Linked DNA regions of Mus musculus: region 1 is linked to region 2. A link is a contact called in ENCODE Hi-C data. All regions are on one chromosome and are shown on one strand. Each heading gives the region's core, a stretch centred on a gene start or an enhancer-like site at or near the end of the contact. The rest is flanking DNA. Distances are from core to core; before and after follow the strand shown.

Region 1 (3,957 bases), core at 496-2,995, 1.4 Mb before region 2:
ATTACAGCCAACAAGAAAGACGGTCTGTACCGCTCACTACAGACGGGTTTTTCAAATATTTTTGATCTGAAGTTGGCTGACTCCACGAGTGTGGAACTTCTGCTCTCTCAGGGCGGGCTCCCTGAGCTTTCGTTTTTTAAGAACTTTCTTAAGGACACCCCTAAGGTCTCGATGATAAGGAACCTGAAGCCTAAGGCCAACTAATGGGCCCAGGGTCACAAGGCTAGGAACTCGGAACTGACTAGCTCCAAAGTCCAGGCTTGGCCTTGCCTGACTGATTTATGCTTGGATGCAGGGGACTGTTGCTCAGTGGGGCTAGTGCTTCCAGCTCTGTCTACAGGAAACACACCTGTAAGGCAAAAGAAGTCTGCCTGGCATCCTCATCCTGCCTGCTCTCCATGCCTCCCCCTCCCTCCCCTCCCCTTCTCCCCTTCCCACCTCATCTACCCAGCTGCTGGGCTTTCTAACAGTATGACCTGAGGCCACATGAAAAGCCATCGACATAGCCCACAGTGCCACTTGAGTAGTAGGAGAAACAAGTGAAGTTTTACATCATCTTATAAAAACGTATGTTTTGTGGCAAGGCCAAATTACATAGCTCAAGCTGATCTGGACCTTGATGGTGAAGCCCAGGCTAGCCTCAAACTTTGAATCTCGCTGCCTTGGTCTCCTCGTTGCTGAGGCATATACAGGCATGTACAAGCATGACACACAATTTATATATTTTTTATTTCTAAATATCATCATTTGTACTCACCACCAGTGTAAGAATGCTACGTGAAGGCTCAGTGGGTAACTTTGCTTGCTTCCATGCCGAATGAGCTGAGTTTGAGCCATGGTACCTATATGGTGAAAGAAGGGAATCAACAAGTTGTCCTTTAACCTCCACTTAGGTACCATGGCATTCGAGACACACACACACACACACACACACACACACACACACACACACACACACTCATGTTTATCTCTTATCAAGCTCTTAAAATCCCGTGTATTTCACATTTGCGTGTGGCCAGTGGCTCCCAGGTGGGGCAAGATTGATCTAGGGACACTGTCTTTGCAGGGGCAGCCAGAAAGGTGCTTGTAATTTGCTCTTCATGTGCTTGGGAAAGAAATACATACGTTGTGAAGAGGCTTTTACTGCCCTCACCCACCCCCAGCCAAGGTTGTGTGTGTTAGAGGTGGGGTGTGAGGGGGACAGTAAGCTGCTGAAACAGGTGGGATCTATGTGACTGTGGGCCATGGGCCTCAAATCTCAGCGTTCCCAGCAGCCAGTGACCCCTATGTGACCTTGACCTCGGGAAAGTCGCCCACTCCCTCAGAATTTCTGCTTCCTTGTCTAACAACTTTAATGTACAGGTTTTGCTAAGGTTAGCCGCAGCAGAAGTGACTCTTAAGTGGGAAATGAACCATCTTAGCCCTCTCCCCAGGTTGACAACCATCAATGCTTACACTAAGTCACACTGTTCCTTGCTGCTGTCAGTTAACCTGTATCCCACGGGCTGGGCCAAGGTCTGGGCACCCTGTTCTTAGAGGCCCTTTCCACAGGAATGTCAGACAGGCTCCTTGGGCAGTAGGGAAGAGAGCAAAGCCTTCAGGCTCGTAAGCTAGCTAGCCCTGACCACATCCCACTGGGGCCTCAGAAACCCTGTGCAGGGACCTGGCTCATCCGGTTCCTGTTTTGGCTGGTTCGGCTGAAGTCAAGCGCAGGTTCCTCTTTCTCAGGAGAGGACTAGATAGAGACCAATGGAACTGTTACAGGAGCCACACATCGCTGAGCGCCTGCAGCCTCCTCCGAAACTCAGGAGCCCCTCCTGAGGCCAGGCAGTTTGTAGGTCCTGCTGATTCTGCAGAAAAGCTTCCTCTTACTCTCCCCCACTTGAACCCGGTTTTAGCCTCATTACATTGCCCTCCCTCCCCATCCCACCCCCACCCTCCACCCCCCAGTAGAGGTCTAGGATCCCTGAGACTCATGACCAGAACTGGAAGTTAGAGAGTGTACAGGACCTCAGAGCCCGTGAATCTCCATCTTTGGGTATTACAATATTATCAAGCAGGCTACAGGACATCATATGGGCTCCAGGGGGCTCCTTGTCATCCTCTGGGTTTCAGGTTAGCCAGCCCTTTCTCAGTGAATCCTGCCCTAACCATTTACTCTCTGTCCTGGTGGCTCCTGCATGGATGCCCCTGGATGTCACCTCTAAGCCTTACTTGTTTGCTTCTGCCAGGGACCTGTGACGTTCATTCGGGTTCTCAAATGCCTGCTCTGCTTTCGGAAGCCTAGTCCTCACCATCTGGCAAAGGCCGCTTGTGAACAAGTGCACGGGTGGAGAGAAGGACAAAGGGCCATGAGAAGGGAGGTAGCTTTGGAGGTTCAAGTGTTTTCTGTGTCGTTTACTGCATGGGCAATGACTTCAGGTTAGATACCCCGTCCCAGTGAGTCCTGACCTGACTGCTTCTTAGTGTCCCTTCCCAAAGTGGCGATAGCTGAAGCTGCTCATCTCAAAGTGTCTCCTCCTCCTCCTCCTCCTCCTCCTCCTCCTCCTCCTCCTCTTCTTCTTCTTCTCCTTCTCCTCCTCCTCCTCCTCCTCCTCCTCCTCTTCCTCTTCTCCTTCTCCTTCTCCTTCTTCTTCTTCTTCTTCTCCTCCTTCCTCTTCTTCCTCCTCCTCCTCCTCCTCCTCCTCCTTCTCCTCCTCCTCCTACTCTTCATCCTCCTCCTTCTCTTCTTCTCTTCTTCATCCTCCTCCTCCTCCTCCTCCTCCTTCTCCTCCTCCTCCTACTCTTCATCCTCCTCCTTCTCTTCTTCTCTTCTTCATCCTCCTCCTCTTTCTTTTCCTTCTCTTCTCCTCCTCCTCCTCCTCCTGCTCCTCCTCCTCTTCCTCCTCCTCCTCTTCCTCCTCCTCCTCTCTTGGTGCTGGGGATGGAACCCAAGTCCTAGCTTGGCAAAACATCAGCTATATACCCTCAGACATCCTCCCCCCCACATGTAGTCTTCTAGCAAAAATCCAGTGAAGCAGGATGGAGCCTCCCTACACTCTGCAGCCTGCATTCACTCCCCCTGTTCCCTAGGTGAGCAGTTCCTGGGGCCCCAACCTCATGACTGCCTCAGTTTCCCTGAGCAGCTTCTGTGTTGGGCTAGGAGAGTCTCCTGAGAGCTTCCTAGTGACAGGACTTGTTGGGGACTAGGGGACATTGTTCCCTTGTGCCTCGGTGCCTTTGTTACTGTAGGTACCCGGTGAATATTTTTAGGCAAATAAATACTTCGAAGCCAAGAACACACTTTGGGAATGCACTTTGTCATTGTCTTTAAAATGGAGCGCAGAGTCCTAAAGGAAACCATAGGAGGACCCCTTATAAAGCACGAAGTCTCTTCTTAGGGCCACCTCCCCACAACCAGGTGAAGGGACAAAGTACAACAGCCAAGAAAGTCTCTTGCCAAGTCTGGGCCGGAGAGCTCCCAAGAGGCCTACCTCACTTCCTATCCAGTGGGGAACTTGGGTCCATATATGCACCTGACCATATATGCACCCGACCAAGAGAGCCTGAGGTTACTATGGAGAAGCAACTCCAGCTGACCTTCAAAGCCTTCAAACGCCTGCAGTTTATTGAAGGTTGCTCTTCTCAGAAGGCCAAGGAGTGAACCATAAACCTGGACTTGCTTGGGATGGGATGCATGACTGCAGAAGCCTCCAGTCAAACCACAGCCCGTGCTGGGTCCATCCTACCCCACACCCACCCAGTTTGCAGCCTGAAGAAGGCCAAGGCTGAAGGTGTATGGGAACCCTGCAGGGTAGGCTCCGTAGTGGAGCTTGCTGTGTTCTGGAGAGGAGCAGACAAGCCCTACCTGGATCTCACTTAGGTCATAACCTGTAAGCCACATCCCACGGAAGCATTCTCCTCTCTGATGACTCAGCCCAGTGGTTAGCTCTGCTGGGAATTCCCCTGCCGCAGCCA
Region 2 (3,916 bases), core at 487-2,986:
CCTGAATGGCTGACACTGCATCTAGTTTTCTTATCTCAGGTTGGTCCTGCATAGCCTTATATGCCAGATCATCCTAAGACATAAATACCTCCTGCCCACTCCCTGCCAAGTGTGCACCAGCTTCCTGCTGACTAAATGCAAGACAAGCTCCAAGACCACTCACAAGCCGACCTAATCTGCACCTTCAGTCTGCACCAACCACTCTTCCAGTTTTTGATTTGTTAAAAATCTCCCCAACAGTGCTCAGCCTTCTCAAGTTTTTAATCCCTCTTCTGCACCCAGGAATAACTTTGTTCTCCCAGGCTTAGCAAATTCCTCTTGATCTGGCTCAGGTGCAAGCTTTTCATTGTCCCCAGGTAAAGCTTCATTACTTAGCACAAAGGAGGCAGGAGGAGTGTTTGCCAAGGGATGATGATTGTGTCCAAAAGCGATCATCTTTGCATCTCCCAAACCAAGCACAGTGCTCGAAGCAATAGAAATAAATGTGCTGAACGCACTGAACCCACCATATCGGGAATTCCCCCAGGGCAGTGACTTCGACTACCTCTGCTTCATCTCGAATATATACCAGATACTTGCTTTCTCAAGAATGATCGTTCACGCTGAGGTCAACTAATGAGAAATACGCAAAGACGGATCTGGACTAGTCCTGGGGCTCACAGTGGGAGAAGTCTCTCTTTAATCGTTCAGGTAAAGAAAGGCTTTGAAAGGGGCAAAGGAATCGTAAAATTAAAGGGTAGAAAAGTAGGCATAGATGATGCTTAAGTTCTCCTTGTCACAGGGGCCAGAGTACTGGGGCTGGATATGGCCTGACTTCTGGTTTCCTGAAAAGTACGTAAGCAAGGAAACTAGGAATGGGATCTTGGGAAACGTGGTGATTGTGGTAGCGCCGAGAGAAGTTAATTCTATCAAGGCGTGGCATGAGCCTCTCAAGGGTCTTTGGAATTAAGGAGCTACGAAGGCACCTGCTGGCCTCGTGTTCTCTGAGCCCAAGATGGGAAAGGCAGAGATGGGGAGGCTTGGGGAGTACGGCGGTACAAGGGGAAAGAGCCCAGGCTGGACGCGGATTAACTTTTAGCTCCAGCTGATGAAAGCTCAGAGGAACTAGACAGGAGGGAGGGCAAGGAGGAAGCATAGGCGCGCCCCAACACCCCGAGGTTTCAGCCCGGGGAAAAGTCACTTCTCTTCCCCCTTGCGGAACGCTTGTTCCAGGAACCACGGAGACTGTCACAACCGAAACCGCGGGAGCGCGTCCGGGCGACACCGGGCCGACGCGGGAACCCATCCCCTTGAGGGCCTCCTCCCAACCCGAAGGCTCCTTTCCGTCTCCCGTCCTCACCTGCCAGGCCAATCTCCCCCCGGCACCGTCCGCCGCCCTTCCCAACCCCTAGTGGAACGCAGGTCGGAGAGCGAGCAGAGCTAGCGCGCGCTCAGCGGCGGAGAGCAGCCGGCAGGAGCCCCTGTGTGGTGGCCGCCATCTTGGGCCTGAGCAGAGCGGCTGAGGCGGGGACGACCCGGGCGACACCATCTGTAGGGGTGGTGACGAACCGGGTCAGGGAAGAGGACAGCGCAAAAGCTCGCAAACCTTGTCAGCCTGGATCCACGTCTTATTCAAAACGTGTCGCGATCATTCACAGCTTAAGATGTACGGGATTCGCGCGTGAGAAGGGAGAGAGAAGCGCCGGTTTGCCGACGCCACCCCCTCTCATCAGGGCTGGCGCGGCGAGTGGCAGCTCCTTAGGTCACGGCTTCCGCCGGCGCCAGTGGCCTAGCTCCCTGCGGCTGTCCTTGGTCGCCTTGTCACCAGGCTGAAGGTGGGTCTGGGGACCCCGGCGCCACCCGTGGTGGTGATGCGGGCGGGAGGGTTCTGGGGAACGCTCGCATGGAGGGGAAACAGGGTCGCCTTCGGTGACCCCTGCGCGCTGCCCGCCCCACGCCTTTTACAAAGACTGCTCTGGGGACGATCTGATGGCCTGGCTCTCGGGGGACTCGGAAGGGTTCTCAAGGATCCGACTCTTGAGCCCACAATAGGGAATGCAGCTCCTATCCAGAAGCGGGGCGCGGTCGCCCAGGCGTCTGTCTCCTCGTCCAACTCTCCTGATTGTGAAACCCGCACGTAGCCATTTGCCTTTTAAAAACAAGGCTTTCTGCTTGGTTTCCAGTCCGTGTTATGATCTCAACGGTTTCGGTTTTGCTCCATCCATTCCATATCTTAGGTGACACTTTGTAATAATTATAAAGAACTGTGGGGTCCAGTCCAACACAAGGTATTATCTCTTAAAAAGTCTACATGTGCCTGCAGTGGTGGTGGCGCATGCCTTTAATCCCAGCACTTGGAAAGCAGAGGCAGGTGGATTTCTGAGTTCAAGGCCAGGCTGGTCTACAGAGTGAGTTCCAGGGCAGCCAGGGCTTTAAAGAGAACCCCTGTCTTGAAAAACAAAACAACAAAAAAAGTCTACATGTTTCCAGCATGAATCCAGATAGAAGACTCAGCAAAATAAGACTCACAGCAGTGTCTGTTATTCTTGAAAAGGGAAAGAAACTTTAATCCCAGCACTTGGAAAGCAGAGGCAGGTGGTATTTAAGGGAAATACCTTGTGTTAGAGAAAAATATTAAGAAATATGTGGGATGTGGGGTTAGTTGTTTTTTGTTTTTAAAAAGTCTCACACACACACACATGGAGAGAGAGAGAGAGAGAGAGAGAGAGAGAGAGAGAGAGAGAGAGAGAGGCTCTGCAAAGAAGAAAAGAGAGGAGGAGTTATTTAACTGTTTACCTCCGTACACAGGAGAGAGAGTAGAACAAAAGAGCTTAAGCCTGATCAGGATACAGATTGTCTGGGGACTATGCTAATCCTGACTCTTTACCCTATACTTAAAGCAAGTTACTTTGCCACAACTAAATTTGGATTTCTTCATCTGAAAAAAAAAAAAAGCCCCAATCTTGAGACATGGTTACTTAAATCTGCAGTCTGTGGTGAGGAGTATATGAATTAGCTATGACGCAGAAACGCCTCGTCCATGTGGCCTACATCTGTAACTCCAACTACTTTTGAGGATGAGGCAGAGGGATAGTAAGCCAGAGCTTCACAGTAAGACTGTCTCAAAAAACAAATACAAAACAAACAAACAAAAGATTCAGTTCTTGTTAAAAGCTTGCCCAAAAAAAAAAAAAAAATTGGATCACTTTAATATTAAAAAAATAAATGACCAAGCCGGGCATGGTGGCACACGCCTTTAATCCCAGCACTCGGGAGGCAGAGGCAGGCGGATTTCTGAGTTCGAGGCCAGCCTGGTCTACAAAGTGAGTTCCAGGACAGCCAGGGCTATACAGAGAAATCCTGTCTCGAAAAACCAAAAAATAAAATTAAAAAAATAAAATAAAATAAAAATAAATGACAAGACAGAGTGTGTGGCTCTGATACGGTGTGTGCTTTTCAAAGCCAAGGCTGCTTCCCTCCTTCTCTCACCCCCTTCTGTCTGCCTCCCCCCCCCTCTTTTTCTTGACACAGTTTCTCTGTGTAGCCCAGGCTGGCCTTGAACTCAGAGATCCTCCTGCTTCTGCCTTCTTAGTGCACCACCACTGCCCAGCCTCCCAATTCTTTTTTTAAAAATACCACAGTACCAGGCAGTGGTGCACAGGGGAGGCAGAAGCAAGCAGATTCCTGTGAGATCCAGGACAGCCAGGGCTACAAAGAAACACTCTTGAAAAGCAAAGCAATAATGCTATATTTTATTTCTGAAATAAAAACAAAATTCTTCTTATGGCCCCACATGCAGAAAGGCACCTAGAGCTAGAGAGATGGCTGGGCTCAGGGGTTCACAGTGCTTGCTGCCTTTCCAGAGGATCTGAGTTTGGTTCCCAGCTCTCCACTCACAGCTCACATGTTGGGTGGCTCACAACTCCAGTTCCAAAGG

What was found. A loop is a pair of places that touch in the nucleus more often than their neighbours do.
Region 1: a map of T-helper 17 cell shows a loop between it and region 2 (4-fold over the local background). The contact joins the enhancer-like site here to the promoter of Ndufb1 in region 2. A Hi-C loop is called at or near these places in 2 of 37 maps with a recorded cell type or tissue (T-helper 17 cell and v-Abl transformed pro-B cells).

Annotation. Positions count from the first base shown.
Region 1 is chr12:103,341,404-103,345,360 of GRCm38, reverse strand. All of the region lies in intron 2 of Asb2 (ankyrin repeat and SOCS box-containing 2), which reads left to right. Gm15523 (predicted gene 15523) reads right to left here. Exons shown (of 4, transcript NR_166807.1): 2 at 758-842. Among named protein-coding and RNA genes, the nearest start is that of Gm15523, 6.5 kb to the right of the region's middle. Within about 2 kb of position 1,745, at least 1 of the 3 ENCODE cell types and tissues checked has a DNase peak (open chromatin) inside an H3K27ac peak, as active enhancers do.
Region 2 is chr12:101,973,558-101,977,473 of GRCm38, reverse strand. Ndufb1 (NADH:ubiquinone oxidoreductase subunit B1) reads left to right here and starts at 1,736. Exons shown (of 3, transcript NM_001378525.1): 1 at 1,736-1,814. Cpsf2 (cleavage and polyadenylation specific factor 2) reads right to left here and starts at 1,500. Exons shown (of 15, transcript NM_016856.3): 1 at 1,340-1,500.